2 separate regions of the Mus musculus genome follow, and region 2 is linked to region 1. The links are chromatin contacts, found by POLR2A ChIA-PET in ENCODE. All regions are on one chromosome and are shown on one strand. Each heading gives the region's core, a stretch centred on a gene start or an enhancer-like site at or near the end of the contact. The rest is flanking DNA. Distances are from core to core; before and after follow the strand shown. Region 1 holds the start of Mat2a (methionine adenosyltransferase II, alpha). Region 2 holds the start of Vamp8 (vesicle-associated membrane protein 8).

Region 1 (7,012 bases), core at 3,983-6,482:
CTGGTGAGATGGCTCAGTTTGTTGCCAAGTGTTATGATCGGAATTGGATCCCTGGGAGAGACAGAATTCCCAAAGGTTGTCCCTGACTGCATACACACCCCCACAAATGTACACACACACACTAAAAGTTTTGGATTTTTTTTTTCAAGACAGGGTTTCTCTGTATAGCTCTGGCTGTCCTGGAACTCACTCTGTAGACCAGGCTGGTCTCAAACTCAGAAATCTGCCTGCCTCTGCCTCCCCAAGTGCTGGGATTAAAGGCGTGCACCACCACTGCCTGGCCATACGAAAAGTTTTAAAGGTGGGAAGGAATTTATATAGTCCCGGTTTCTGATCCTACTAGTGCTAGCTTGCTTTTGAGGCTGACTGACTAAAAGGCTGGCACACTTCTGGAGATATCTGGCATAGATTTCTTTCTTTCTGAAATGTCTTTACACAGAAGGCTCACAGCCTCAGACTTTCACTTAGCTTCAGTTGGCTTGTCAATCACCAGGTGATCTCCACAAATTCACTACTGTCCCTGCCCTTTGCTGTGAGTAGGCGCCATCTTCTCTTGTACTGAGTCAGCATCTACTGCTGGGTTGGTTTGTTGTTCTTGTTTGTTAGAGACAGGGTCTTTTGCAGCCCACACTAATCTTAAGGCTGAAGGCTGGCCTTGAACTCTTGATCATTCTGCCTCTGCCTCCTTCTTAGGGCTGGGATTACAGGTATGTGCCCCATGATCAGATTTGTTTTTCTTGAGACAATCTGCTGCTATTCTTGGTTGTCAATTTGACTACATCTGGAATTAAAACCCAAGCTGCTAGGTACAGCTATGAGGGATTTTTCTTGATCACTTGAGATGGGAAGACCAAGCTTAAATCTGGGCCACAGCTTTTGGTGACAGCCTATATAAGAAATATGGAAAAAGGAAGCTCTTGCTTTTGCCAGTTTGCCCTCATTCTTGCTGGCTAGTTCATTCCTTCACTGAGTAGAGCCTACTTCTCTGAGATTCTGACACATATTAAAGACCTGCTGAGACATTCAGCCTCGTGGGCCAAACAGCTATTGGATTCTTGGACTTTCTGTCAGCATTCAGCCATGGTTGGAACAGTCAGACCACAGCCTATAAGCCACTCTAACAAATTCCACTTTTATTATATATTACAGAGTATATTATACATAATTCATATTATATATGTATATATTCATTCTTTCAGTTCTTTTCCCTATAGAGCCCTAATTCAGACACTCTTGTTCTCTGTCAGTGGTTAGGCTTGAACCTGAGCCAATCTTCCAGTTTCAGCCATAGAGTGCTGGGACAGGCCTGTGCCACAGTGCCAGCTCAATGGCATACATTTGCCATGCATATCTCTTCTCTCACTTGCCAGAACTCTCTCCTTGAACTTCCAATAAGACTCATAAGACCTTAAAAAAAAAGGCTCATAAGACCTAGAGCTGTCTTATGTGCTGACTGTGTAATGCAGACCAGCTTTTTTAGTCCTGTCTTTGAAAGCATTCATAGATCTCACAGCTACATGAAGATTCTCTGGGTTCAGAATTCTGGAGACTTCAGTGAAAAGAGTTCCTTATGTGCCTTATAACAGTTCAAATCCAACACATCTCGTTAATGCTAAATATGGCTTAAATCAATAACTTCTGGTTTATTTTACCCTCAGGGCACTAATCATGAAATCAGAAATCTCATCCTCCCTCCAGAACAGGATGGCCATGTGCCTCTCATTAGTAAAGAGCTCTCAATTTTATTAAGAAGTCTGTCACAAAGCCAATGCAGGACCTCTTTTTATTGGTCTTGTTGGATCTCCAAGGCTCATTTCCCTACTTCTTTCTTTCTTTCTTTCTTTCTTTCTTTCTTTCTTTCTTTCTTTCTTTCTTTCTTTCTTTCTTTTTTTCCGACAGGGTTTCTCTGTGGAGCCCAGGCTGTCCTGGAACTCACTCTGTAGACCAGGCTGGCCTCGAACTCAGAAATCCACCTGCCTCTGCCTCCCGAGTGCTGGGATTAAAGGCGGGTGCTACCACACCCGGCTCCCTACTTGTTTCTTGAGTCCTTCATAATGTCCACTTACTTTCCCTCCTGTTTCTTTCCTTCTTCTTCTTCTTTTTCTTTGTTTTTGTTTTGTTTTGTTTTGTTTCTCTGTATAGCTCTGGCTGTCCTGGAACTCACTTTGTAGACCAGGCTGGGCTCGAACTCAGAAATCCACCTGCCTCTGCCTCCCAAATGCTGGGATTAAAGGTATGCGCCACCACTGCCTGGTTCTTTCCTTCTTTTCTCCCTCTTGAACACTCTTCAGCATCTTCCGTGCATTGAGAGCAAAGCTGCAGGAAAGCACACCACCTTATTCATGGTCCTTATGGACCAACCCGGGAATTGGAGATATTCATCAACTAATCTTCAAACCTGTCATTGCAAACAGCACTTAGGAGCAGGAGAGAAAAGAACTGAACCCTGAGAAAACCTCTGGCGGTAAAGGTTTCATCTAGGAAGTGGTAGCTGAGCTGCAGAGGAAAGGATAGTGTGTGCCAGGTGCCATCAATCTTAAGAGTCTTGGAGTAGGAAGAGAACCAGGCCTGTCACCATATCGATTCCTGCCAGCCTTACAGTTGGTATCCTAAATATTTACAGAAAGAAAGGGCAATGTTTGTTTTTTGTTGTTGTTTTGGTTTTGGTTTTTTGAGACAGGGTTTCTCTGTATAGCCCTGGCTGTCCTGGAACTCACTCTGTAGACCAGGCTGGCCTCGAACTCAGAAATCCGCCTGCCTCTGCCTCCTGAGTGCTGGGATTAAAGGCGTGTGCCACCACGCCCGGCTAAGGACAATGTGAGTAATATAAATCAGTGAAAATATGTACTTGTTTTGATGCGGATCAATGAATGACTTGAACCATTAGTCAAAGAGATCCAGAGTAGAAGGTGGAGGGGACTGTTCTGAGATACGGTGTGAAATAATAGTAACAGCATACTCTACCCTTTAATGAGAGCATGCGAGACTAGCCAGGTCTGGTGGAATACTCCTGAAATCTTTAGCTCTCTAGAGGCTGAAACAGGGAAGGCTTTTCATGAATTCAAGGCCAGTTTGGGCTACACAGTGAGTTCCAGATCAACACAGGCTACAGAGTGAGACCTGGTCTCAAGAAGCAACCACAGCAGGATAAGTAGAGAATTTTAGCCTTTGTCCCACCAGCAAATGGACACCTGTAAAATGACAATTCACTACTTTAGTGGTTCCTGTTATATGTTAGACACCGTGCAAAAGATTTCTTGGAAATTTTTCCTACTATTATCCCAACTTTACAGGCTGAAGACAGAGGTATGGAGGTTGCTTATTCTGTTAGGTAACAGCAGAAGCGTGACCCAAAGCCACGAATTGCAGTCCCTATGAGCAAGAGAGGTAATGATGTATAACTGAGTTTAATTCTCTTGGCAGGATGAAACCAGCTGTGGAGCTGAGAGCAAAGGGGTGTCAGAATTTAATGAACTAATCATTGAATTTAACCTCCTCCCTCTCTATTAATAAAATAACCTTTTAATTATATTCTGGCTTCTATATAGATTTTTCTGCTGGAAGGTAATGCACTGACCGGTCTACACAGGCATTTTGGTCTGTCTGGCAATTTTATTACTCATTGTGAGGTACTCTTAATGGCTGAGCCATCTCTCTAGCCCCTAAAACAAGTAAAAATTATGAAAGTCTTTACTATTTTCTCATGAAGGGCTAGTTTTAAAAATAAACCCAACGAACAAGAACAAAATACTGTCAGGCTGCCTGCAACGATGTGGTTTCCGACATGGAGATGAGCCTGTGTGTGTCCCTTATCTTCTTTGTTCCTAGCATAGCACAGTCTAAGAGCTTCCTTTGTTTCCCACAGTGCCTTTCTCAAACTCCCACCTTTGCACTGGCACACACCCTAGAGGGAAATGCCCCTTGCTTTTCATAGTGTACCTAATTTTCTGAGGCAAGGCAGCTGGCAGCCGGAGGTTGTCATTCAGCCTCACAGTCAAGTGCATCTTATGCTAGGAGCAGGCTGTTCCCTAGCATCATAAAACCCGATGTTCTTGACAAACACTGGTTCTCAAAAGCCACCAGGCTCCTGGCCTGCCCTAAGACTGGACCCAACAGTTGTGTGACACTGGCCTCATAGAGGGTCTCTGCATGCAATTAGCTCCAGACTCCACTCTTTGTCTGTATGGAGTTTTATTTCCCTTTTTTTCCCCGTCTGTTAATTCATTTCATGAGCAAAACTGAGACAACTGCAAAAGTTTAAAAGAGAAAGTGTCATAAAATCGAGGCCATTTGACCTTGACAAGCTCATCTGAAGCACATTTGAAGGCTTGAATAGCGCCCTCCCCTACACACACGAAAGAAGCATTCATATTCTCTCGAACAGATTGGAACGTCCATTTCTTCCTAGGAAGCATGGAAAACCAAGCCATGCAAAGTCAGATTTAGGATAGAAAAGAATCTAGTACCGTCTCAGACTACGGGGGTCCACGAGGCTCGGCGAGGGGGGAGGGGAGGCCGCCGGCAAGTGGCAATTGTTCGGAAAAACAATACAGCATTCCTGCTAGTTGGCTTTACAGCCATTTTCCCCAGAGCAGTTACTCGAGGCATGACTAACGGTAGGGCTAGAACCCCTCACAATCTCTCGTTCCCCGGAGGGAACCGTGTAGGATGGATAAGGGCAGTGCCTATTAGCCTCCGCTGGCCAGTCAACATGGCCACCTTCACATGGCAGAGGGCCACCCGGCGCTGGTGCACGAGGTGGCGAATGGAGGGTGGTGGTGGCAGGAAAGACCCTCGGCGAGAGCCACAGCACAAAACGGCCGCCACCGCCACGGCCGCCGCTGGGAGGCGCGCGCGCCGGCAGACCTCCGTGGGCAACGGTCGGAGGGATGTACCATACCCTCGTACAGGGGAGGCCGTCCTTCAAATCCAAATCCTCTCTTCTCCAGCAATCAACGTGGGGATGGGCGTAAACCCCAAGTCTACTCACTTACATCTCCATTTAACCCACGCCATCAAGATGACTAACTACTGGCAGGAGGCCCGGTTAGCTCTGCTCGCCCCCCCCATCGGTAGAATGGTTCAGCCGGAGCTCGGCTCGGCGGACCTCCCTGCCAACCCCCATCCGCCCGCCCGCGGCGCATTGGCGCGCGACGCCGAGGGGCGGAGCCCGAGCCGGGCGCGCGCGACCCCCTGCTCTATAAATACTGGGCCGCTTCGCCCGCCGCTCCGTTCGCTCCGAGTCTCCAGCCTGCCGAGAGCTGAAGCGATCCTCCCTCTGTGTCTTCCGCAGCCCTCCGCCTCGCCGCCTCTCAGTCTCCTCAGAGTCGCCCTCTCTCACCGCCGCCGCCATGAACGGGCAGCTCAACGGCTTCCACGAGGCGTTCATTGAGGAGGGGACGTTCCTCTTCACTTCCGAGTCTGTAGGGGAAGGTCACCCAGGTGAGCCGACGGGGACTCGGAGGAGGGAAGGGCGGAGGGCAGTGGCGCTGGGGGTGGTCGAGGCCGTCTCCGGCGGCGGTGGGCATGGCAGCGGCCGCGCGCTTCCCTCGTGGCGCCGCGAGTTTGCAATGTGCGGCCCCGCTCCCCTCCCCCTTTCTCCGCTCCTCATCCGGCGGCGCGCCCCGGCATGCGGAAGGTTCCAGAAATCGAGAAGGGCGGGGGCTCGAGGCAGTTTTGAGATCGGCGCGGGGAGGGCACTGCTTCCTCCTCTTTAGTCCCGTCGCCTGGAAAAACCTCAAGTGGGCGACCCCGCCCCGCGTGCTCGCGTCCGGCCGCCGGGAGCGCGCGCCCCGCATTGCAGCGGCTACCACGTGTTCGCCGCATGTGGAATTGGGGCGAAGCGGAGCTGGCGGCCTCTACCCACCCGACCCCTAGTTTGGAAGTGGGGGCTGGTGTCTCCGAAGGTCCCATCTCTAATATCCCTGACTTCCGGCCCCTGGAAAACGCTTAAGAGCATGGGTAGACATGCCCTTTAGCCTTCAAGGTGACAGACTGCCACTGACTAAATATAGCGCGAATTAGAGAAGGCATCCCTTATTTAGAGTGTGCTTGAAAAGGATGAAGTGCATGAATTAAGTGTATACTCCCATCGCGTTAGGTTTCGTTTTAAAGTCTTCCCTTTGGTCTTTTTCCTACAACTAAAGGAGGATTTATTTCATGTTTCCTTAAGGCTTTGTCCACTGAACCGCCATGATGAGATCGGTTATAATGAATCTATTATATGGACTTTGGGTTTCAGATGGAACATAACCATTTAGTAAATACTAATATTCAGTTTGAGCTGTTTCCGTTCGCAGGGGGTCCACAGCAATATTATTACATGGCTTGTGAGGAGCATCTTGATGAGTGATGGTTGAAAGACAAGTGTTGCTGTGGCTCCTCCCACACTCCCCTCAAGGAAAGGAGTATCTCCATATCTATTGAATCACTCCTTAGTACAGCCATTAGATTCCATCTTAAGGTTCTGTGGCTGCAATACACATTTTGGGGTAGTAACAAAAATCAAGGAACATAGAGCCAAGCACAGTGGTACACTAACTACTACAATCCCAGCGTTTAAAGTATGGAAGCAGTTTAGTTTGTCAGCCTGGGCCACGTGTAAGACCCTGTCTCAATACCACAAACATTCCAGACCAGGATACTGCCATTTTCTAAATTGATGAATCAAGGAGAAATTGGATATGGCTTAGAGCACACTTGAAAGTTTCCTGGAGCCGAAGGCAGAGGCAGGTGGATTTTTCTGAGTTCCAGGACAGCCAGGGCTATAACCCTGTCTCAAAAAAAAAAAAATTACTGCATTTTTTGTTTGCTGGTGTTTCTTCTGTTAAATTTATTTTCATGGTTAAAAAAAAAATCTCATTTCCCTATTGTCTAATAATAGGGGAAATGGACTGTTTTAAGAAGTTAATGACCTGACAGTTGGCTCTTTAGTAGGTTTGTAACATTTTAAATGTGGGGGATAAAAAGAACAGTTGTCTCTAAAATACACTGTGAGGTTATTTCCTATGGT
Region 2 (6,722 bases), core at 495-2,994, 49 kb after region 1:
CCACTGAGCCCTTGATCAGCAGGATGGGGACATTCTCAAGGCCTCTTGACCTTTTGCCTAAGATCAAGTGTAGTACAGACATTCTCTGTTGTGATCTCATTCCTCTTTATTCTAGATTTTTCTTTTGCTTTATAGGAAAGGAAAGGAGTTGTGCCGCTTTAAGGTGTTACTAGGGGCTAGAGAGAGAGCTCTACAGCTAAGAGCACGTGCTACTCTTGCATAGAAGGGTCCAGCTCCCAGCACCCACATCAGGTGTCTCACAACTGTCTGCAACTCACCAGAGAACCTAACCCCTCTGCCCTCAGGCACACACACACACACACACACACACAGACACACACACAGACACACACACACACACTTAAAGATAATAAGATAAAAACTTTTAGCCGGGAGTGGTGATGCACACCTTTAATCCCAGCACTTGGGAGGCAGAGGCAAGTGGATTTCTGAGTTCGAGGCCAGCCTGGTCTACAAAGTGAGTTCCAGGACAGCCAGGGATATACAGAGAAACCCTGTCTCGGAAAAAAAAAACAAACAAATAAACAAAAAAAAAAAAAACCCAAAAAAAAAACCCAAAAAAACCAACAACAACAAAAAAAATTTTTAAAGATTTTTTTAAAGTGTTACTAGTTGCTTTAATTTGCTTCTGTAAAACTAAGCGTGCAGTGTTTGTAGATATAGCTCCTCCATGGCTGCCTGAGCAGGCACGAGGGAAAACACATAAGTGTCCCAAAATGATTCCGGGATTCTAAATTTATTATAGCCAACAAAATGAAACAAAACAAAACCCCTCTTATTTGTTGGAGGAGCTAAGATTTCCTCCTTGACGGTGTTATTTACTCTGGGGTGGGAAAGAATGTCTGTTCTCTTTCTGCCCTGTTATTGTTCTGTCTTGACAAACTCCATCCGGAGAAGAGCAGATTTTCTCTGGCGGAGAGCCACATGTGGTGGAAAAACCCTTTACTCTTAGGCCCCCATCCTAATCTGTCTGACAACCCTCTGACAACTGACCAGGGTCACCAACCCCCACGGTGACCTTTGGAAGGAAGTGTAGGACTGCTCAACTCCAGAAGGAAAGGAGGGGCTGGTGAGTGAGCCATTTCCCCGACTGTCCTGTGTCCTGTGACAAGGATAAGGTGCCCTGCCCCTGCTGTTTGCACTCCTCCCACTGCCTGAGGTCAGCCTTAGCACCCGAAGAACATTAGAGGGGGACAAAGATCCCACCCCCAGGGCCAACTTGGAATTTTCCTGGAGATTTTAAAGACTTTAATTATGTGTATGTGTGTGTATGTATGCACACGTATGTTCACATACCCACAGAGGCCAGAAGAGGGCATCTGGACCGCCCCTGCCCCCCCCCCCCCCCCGAGATGCAGATACAGGTGTCTGTGAGCAGCCAGGGGTGGGTGTAGGGACCTGAACCTGGGTTACTGCAAAAGCAGCGGGTGATCCCAACTGCTGACCCATCTCCCTAGCCCCCGTTTTCTGGGGGATCTTAGAGCTCTCTTCTCATACAGGATGGCCCTTGGGGACAAAGGTTGCCCAACAAGGTATCTTCGCCTGTACATTCGTTTCTATCTAAATAATGCTAATGTAAGTCCCTGAAAAACTAGAATTACTTCTTTGAAGCATAAAAGAAGTTTCTGAAAACTTAGGAGGACTGTTGATCCTTCTTTTCTCCTTCCCCCCTCCCCCAACCCTGTTGCTTAAGCTTTTGTTTGGGAGGAGACTAGGAGGACGGCAGCAGAGGGCAGCCGCCTACCTGGAGAAACCTGCAGTTACGTGTGTGGCAGGAGCCGGAGTGGCTGGAGTCGCGGGATGGTCAGGAGGCGGGCTGAAAGTTGGAGTAAGCAGGAAGTGAAGCTGTGGCTGCCTTGGGTGGAAACAGACTAGGCGAAGTTCTGCTTTGAGAGGCCCAAGTGCTCCGAGACATGGTGAGTGACGTGGGGACCAAGAAAAGAGCGAGTTAGAGCAGCTGCCAGAGGGGGATCGGGCCTGGGGGTTGCCTGTGTCGAGAAAGGTAAGTTGGCGGCAGTCAGAGGGCTGGCGGGGTTGGGCCAGCGCTGCCTCTGTCTCCTTACTTTTGACAACTCCTCCACAAATAGCTCCGCACTCCGGGCCAGGGGTTCCTGACACTTCTCCACCTCCTTCCTCCCGTGACCTCGGTGCTGGATCCGATCAGGATTTCGGTGGGGGTTGGGGGACCCAAATTCCAAGCCGAGCTGCTGCGCCGCGCCCTCCCCCTCCTCCGCCTCCTCCAGCTGGGCCTGAGCCCGGTGTTGTGACATTACCGGGCCACAAGCGTTCCTGCTCTTTGGGGCTCAGATTCCAGCCCCGCGGACTGGAGTTCTCCCCCTTACCCTCGCACTGTATCTATGCAGACACCCAGAGGATCTATCTGCCTGGCCACCAAAAGCACCACCCTTTTCTAGAAACATTAGCAACAGTGCCAAGGGTTTGTAAAGCAGCCAGATGGCGGTTCTTCCCGATAATCTAGCTTCAGCCCACACCCGTGGCCGGTACCTGAGGCCCCCTGGGTCCCTAAGGGAGGAGTCAGGCCTCTTCCCTCCTTGTTCAAAAGCCTTATCTAGAGGCCTCCTGGATAGAGCGACCGCAGCAGGAAGGACTTTTATTAATATCTGCATAAGCAGGCGGTGGTGTGCGGCCTACCAGGCGTTAAATTGTGGGGAAAGCAGAAGTATATGGTCCAACGGCACATGATGCCTTCTGGGGGCCACATCCACTGAACCGGGGCTACACTGCCCAGTAGGCTGGAACCAGAACTCACCAACAGCTGTCTGGAGAAGGGCATTTATTTGGGTTGGGCCGGGCAAGAGTGTGCTGCTGGTCAACTCTCACAGTTTTAGAGAGAACCCACTAGGATTGAGCCGAGGGAGGCTACAGGAACCAGTTAATAGTTCTTGGCTGTGCTCTGCTGAGGAAACGTCAGCTGGGTTTTCTCCTTGACCCTCTTTGTGGAGTCAAGACAGGGGCAGTCGTGTGCTGTTTTTTTGTTTGTTTGTTTTTTGTTTTTTGTTTTTTTTTGTTTTTCCTTGTCACGCTGAAAATCCTCCAAAGAAGGTGGATGAGAATCCAGGGTCAAACCTCATCTTCTGGGACTTAAAAAATGCACTTACATGGCTGGCAGCCGAGATGGCTGGGCAGGTACAAGTGTTTGCAGAGCAAGCCTGCCTGCCTGAATTCAGTATCCTGCTCTCTCCTGCCCATCCAACTGGAGGAGACAATCCACTCATGAAAGTTGTCCTCTCACCTCCACATGCGTGCCGTGGCATGTGCATACACGTATATTCCCCAGCACACACACACACACACAATGCACTTATGACAGACTAAGGATGTGGTTCAGCTGATAGAGTGTTTGCCTGGCAAGCGTCAAGCTCTGGGTTTCATCCCCAGCACCTCATAAAACAAGGATAATGGTACACACCTGGAATCCCAGCCCAGGGTAAGTAGAGACAGGGGGTCAGATGTTTAAGGCCATCCTACTTAGGAAGCCTATGGCCTGCCTAGGTTATATGAGAACCTGCCTCAGATAAATAAATCTGGGGAGGTGGCTCAGTGGGCTTGCTACGCAAGCATGAAGATTTGCATTGGATCCCTAGACCCATTTAGAAGGAAAAAAATTCCAGGTGTGGTGGTGCAAGCAAGCACTTAGGTGGCTCCTAGTGCTAGGGTGGTGGAGAAGGCTGAGCCCTGGGGCTTTTTGTCCACTCTAATCTCAGAGCCTCAGGCCAACAGGAGACCCAGCCTGTGGGGGAAAAAACAAGGGAGGAGTGACACCTGACCACCCGAGGCTGATCTGGGATATAAACGTGCTTGCATCGAAGTGAACATTTACGTAGAACATTCTCCTGGTAAACAGTTGAAGCATCAGAAACGGCTAAAATCTACTTTAGTTCTTCCAACCTCCTCTGGCCTCTTGGATCCTCTGCTGCCCGGCCTAATTAACCCCTTATTGACATCCAGGAGGAGGCCAGTGGGAGTGCCGGAAATGACCGAGTTAGGAACCTGCAGAGTGAGGTGGAGGGAGTCAAGAATATTATGACCCAGAATGTGGAGCGGATCTTGGCCAGAGGGGAGAACCTGGACCACCTCCGAAACAAGACAGAGGACTTGGAAGCCACGGTGAGATTGGGAGAAAACTGGGAGTTGGTGGGGGCAGATCTCGGGGAGGGGGAGAAGTTTGGGTGGGGAGGCAAAGTGAACAGAAGGGACTGCAGACTGTCATGTCTACTGCCCTTTTGCCTATGCAGGAGATGGCTGAGGTTCCACCTCTGCTTCCTTGCTACTCTGCTGGCTGGTAGAGAGCCCAGTGAGTGGTTGGATTTGAGCTTGGGTGAGGGGCCCACCCACAGAGCCATTTCTGAGACAGTTCAGTCAACTGCTCCATTCCTAAGCTTCATTGGGGTATGAAACTGATTTTTGTCTCAAAGCTTGCCCTTGGCAACCATTTGGAGTTGATGTCCCAAAGGCAAAGTTATGAGTTCCGGGCAACCCTTGGCCTTTCAGCATTCTCCCTCCAGGTGTAATTAGGCTGGAAGTTGGTGGGGGGCGTCTTGCTGAGTCCGCTTTAAAGCACAGCTGGGAAGACCAATGAAATCCTTTAACCCCAGGATCCCTGTGTGCAAAGGCCAAAATAATATCTCCCACACATCTTGCTTAGACCTCCTCTTTGCTGCCATGGACTGAGGCCAAGCTGCTCAGGGCAGAAGAAAGTCTAACACAAACCAAGGCTGGGGCCTCAGTTTTCACTTGCTGTGGAGTACACTGGCTTCCTGGGTCCATTGGGTTATCTTGGAATCTAGTGCCTCCTGCAGCATAAGCTGGGCACATGGAGACTTAGTGTCTGTATTAACTTGGAGAAGCAGGAGGCTTTTTTCTTTCTTCCTTTCTTCCTTTCTTCCTTTCTTCCTTTCTTCCTTTCTTCCTTTCCTTTCCTTTCTTCCTTTCTTCCTTTCTTCCTTTCTTCCTTTCTTCCTTTCTTCCTTTCTTCCTTTCTTCCTTTCTTCCTTTCTTCCTTTCTTCCTTTCTTCCTTTCTTCCTTTCTTCCTTTCTTCCTTTCTTCCTTTCTTCCTTTCTTCCTTTCTTCCTTTCTTTTCTTTCTTTTCTTTCTTTCTTTCTTTCTTTCTTTCTTTCTTTCTTTCTTTCTTTCTTTCTTTCTCAAGACAGGGTTTCTCTGTGTAGCCCTGGCTGTCCTGGAACTCACTTTGTAGACCAGGCTGGCCTCGAACTCAGAAATCCACCTGCCTCTGCCTCCCAAATGCTGGGATTAAAGGCGTGCGCAACCACGCCCAGCTCTTTCTTTTAAGTTTCTGCAGTGCTTTGGTTCTTCCTTCAGCTTCTACAGAACTCAGAAGACAAAGCAAAGTATCATTGAGCCAGGACATGTGCCCATCTGGAGCACATTCCTGTACCCCTTAGCTTGTGGGTCTGTGCTCCAAAGGCCAGATTTCTCTACCAGTCAAACAAACTCCAATTGTGAGCATATATCTGTAAAAGACCCCTTAGTATGCAGGTTAGTGCAGGGGCAAGAAAAAGAAGGGAGACTGGACATAAGACTCAGGTGGTAGAGTACTTCACTAGACTTCACGAAGCCCTGGGTTCAGTCCCTGGCACTATATAAATATGGTATTGTGGCACACGCCTGTAATCTGAACTCTTTGAAGGTAGAGGCAAGTGGATCAGAAGTTCAAAGCCAGGCCATTGAGATGGCTCAAAAGGTAAAGACACTTGGTACCAAGCCTAAGGATTTGAGTTCCATTTGTGGGATTCATATGGTTGGTAGTCTTGATTCCTATAAAATGACCTCTGACCTCCACTGTGGCTTGTGCACACCACACACATAAACAAACAAACAAATAAATATTGTTTTTAAAAGTTCAAGGTCGCCGGGCATGGTGGATTAATCCCAGCACTCGGGAGGCAGAGGCAGGTGGATTTCTGAGTTCGAGGCCAGCCTGGTCTACAGAGTGAGTTCCAGGACAGCCAGGACTACACAGAGAAACCCTGTCTCGAAAAACCAAACAACAAACAAACAAACAAACAAACAAAAGTTCAAGGTCATCCTTTGCTACAAGGAGTGGAGGCCAGGCTTTGCTGTATGAGATCCCGACTAGAAAGATAGAAACAGAAAAGGAAGGGACCCTGCTATGCTCAGAGGGAAGTTTTATGAGTTCAAGAATTCTAAACTAGAACTTGGCTTACAGATTGTTGTAGAAAGACATTTGTGAAGCAGCCAGAGATAGACAGATCTCTGAAGCTCCTGGCCATCCAGGCATACTTAGTGAGGCCCTGTCTCAAAAGTAAAACAAAACAAAACAAAACAAACAAACAAAAAAAAAAAAAACCAGAGAGAGATCAGTGGGTAAAGACTTTTGTCAGCGAGCCTGGCTGCGTGGGTTCAATCCCCAGGACATACAGAGGAGAAGAGAGAACCATTTCCTGCAAGTCGACCCCTCTCCACCACGTGGGCAGTGTGGCACATAAGGCAGAGGCACAAATACATGTTATAAAGTATTTTTAAGAACCTTTCCATTCCTATTGTAAGAGGAAAGAATTGTTCACTTATTTGTGTTTTTATTTCGAAGTGGCTATCCTCCAGCTCCAGCGTCTTTTTTTCCGTTTCCTACTTCGATTTATAATGTAATGTAAACATCTATACTATGGCATGTGGTGTCCGTCTGTACTCTCAGTCTGAG

Evidence for each region. ChIA-PET counts read pairs that join two places held with the same protein, here RNA polymerase II (POLR2A).
Region 2: POLR2A ChIA-PET joins it to region 1 with 20 read pairs in Patski. The contact joins the promoter of Vamp8 here to the promoter of Mat2a in region 1. POLR2A ChIA-PET finds 5 or more read pairs at or near these places in 4 of 5 experiments (Patski and embryonic stem cell).

The regions. Positions count from the first base shown.
Region 1 is chr6:72,437,776-72,444,787 of GRCm38, reverse strand. It overlaps Mat2a (methionine adenosyltransferase II, alpha), which reads left to right and starts at 5,232. Exons shown (of 9, transcript NM_145569.5): 1 at 5,232-5,442. The coding sequence starts at 5,352. Particl (promoter of Mat2a antisense radiation induced circulating long non-coding RNA) reads right to left here and starts at 6,105. Exons shown (of 1, transcript NR_046011.1): 1 at 4,173-6,105.
Region 2 is chr6:72,385,689-72,392,410 of GRCm38, reverse strand. It overlaps Vamp8 (vesicle-associated membrane protein 8), which reads left to right and starts at 1,744. Exons shown (of 3, transcript NM_016794.3): 1 at 1,744-1,937; 2 at 3,991-4,149. The coding sequence starts at 1,935.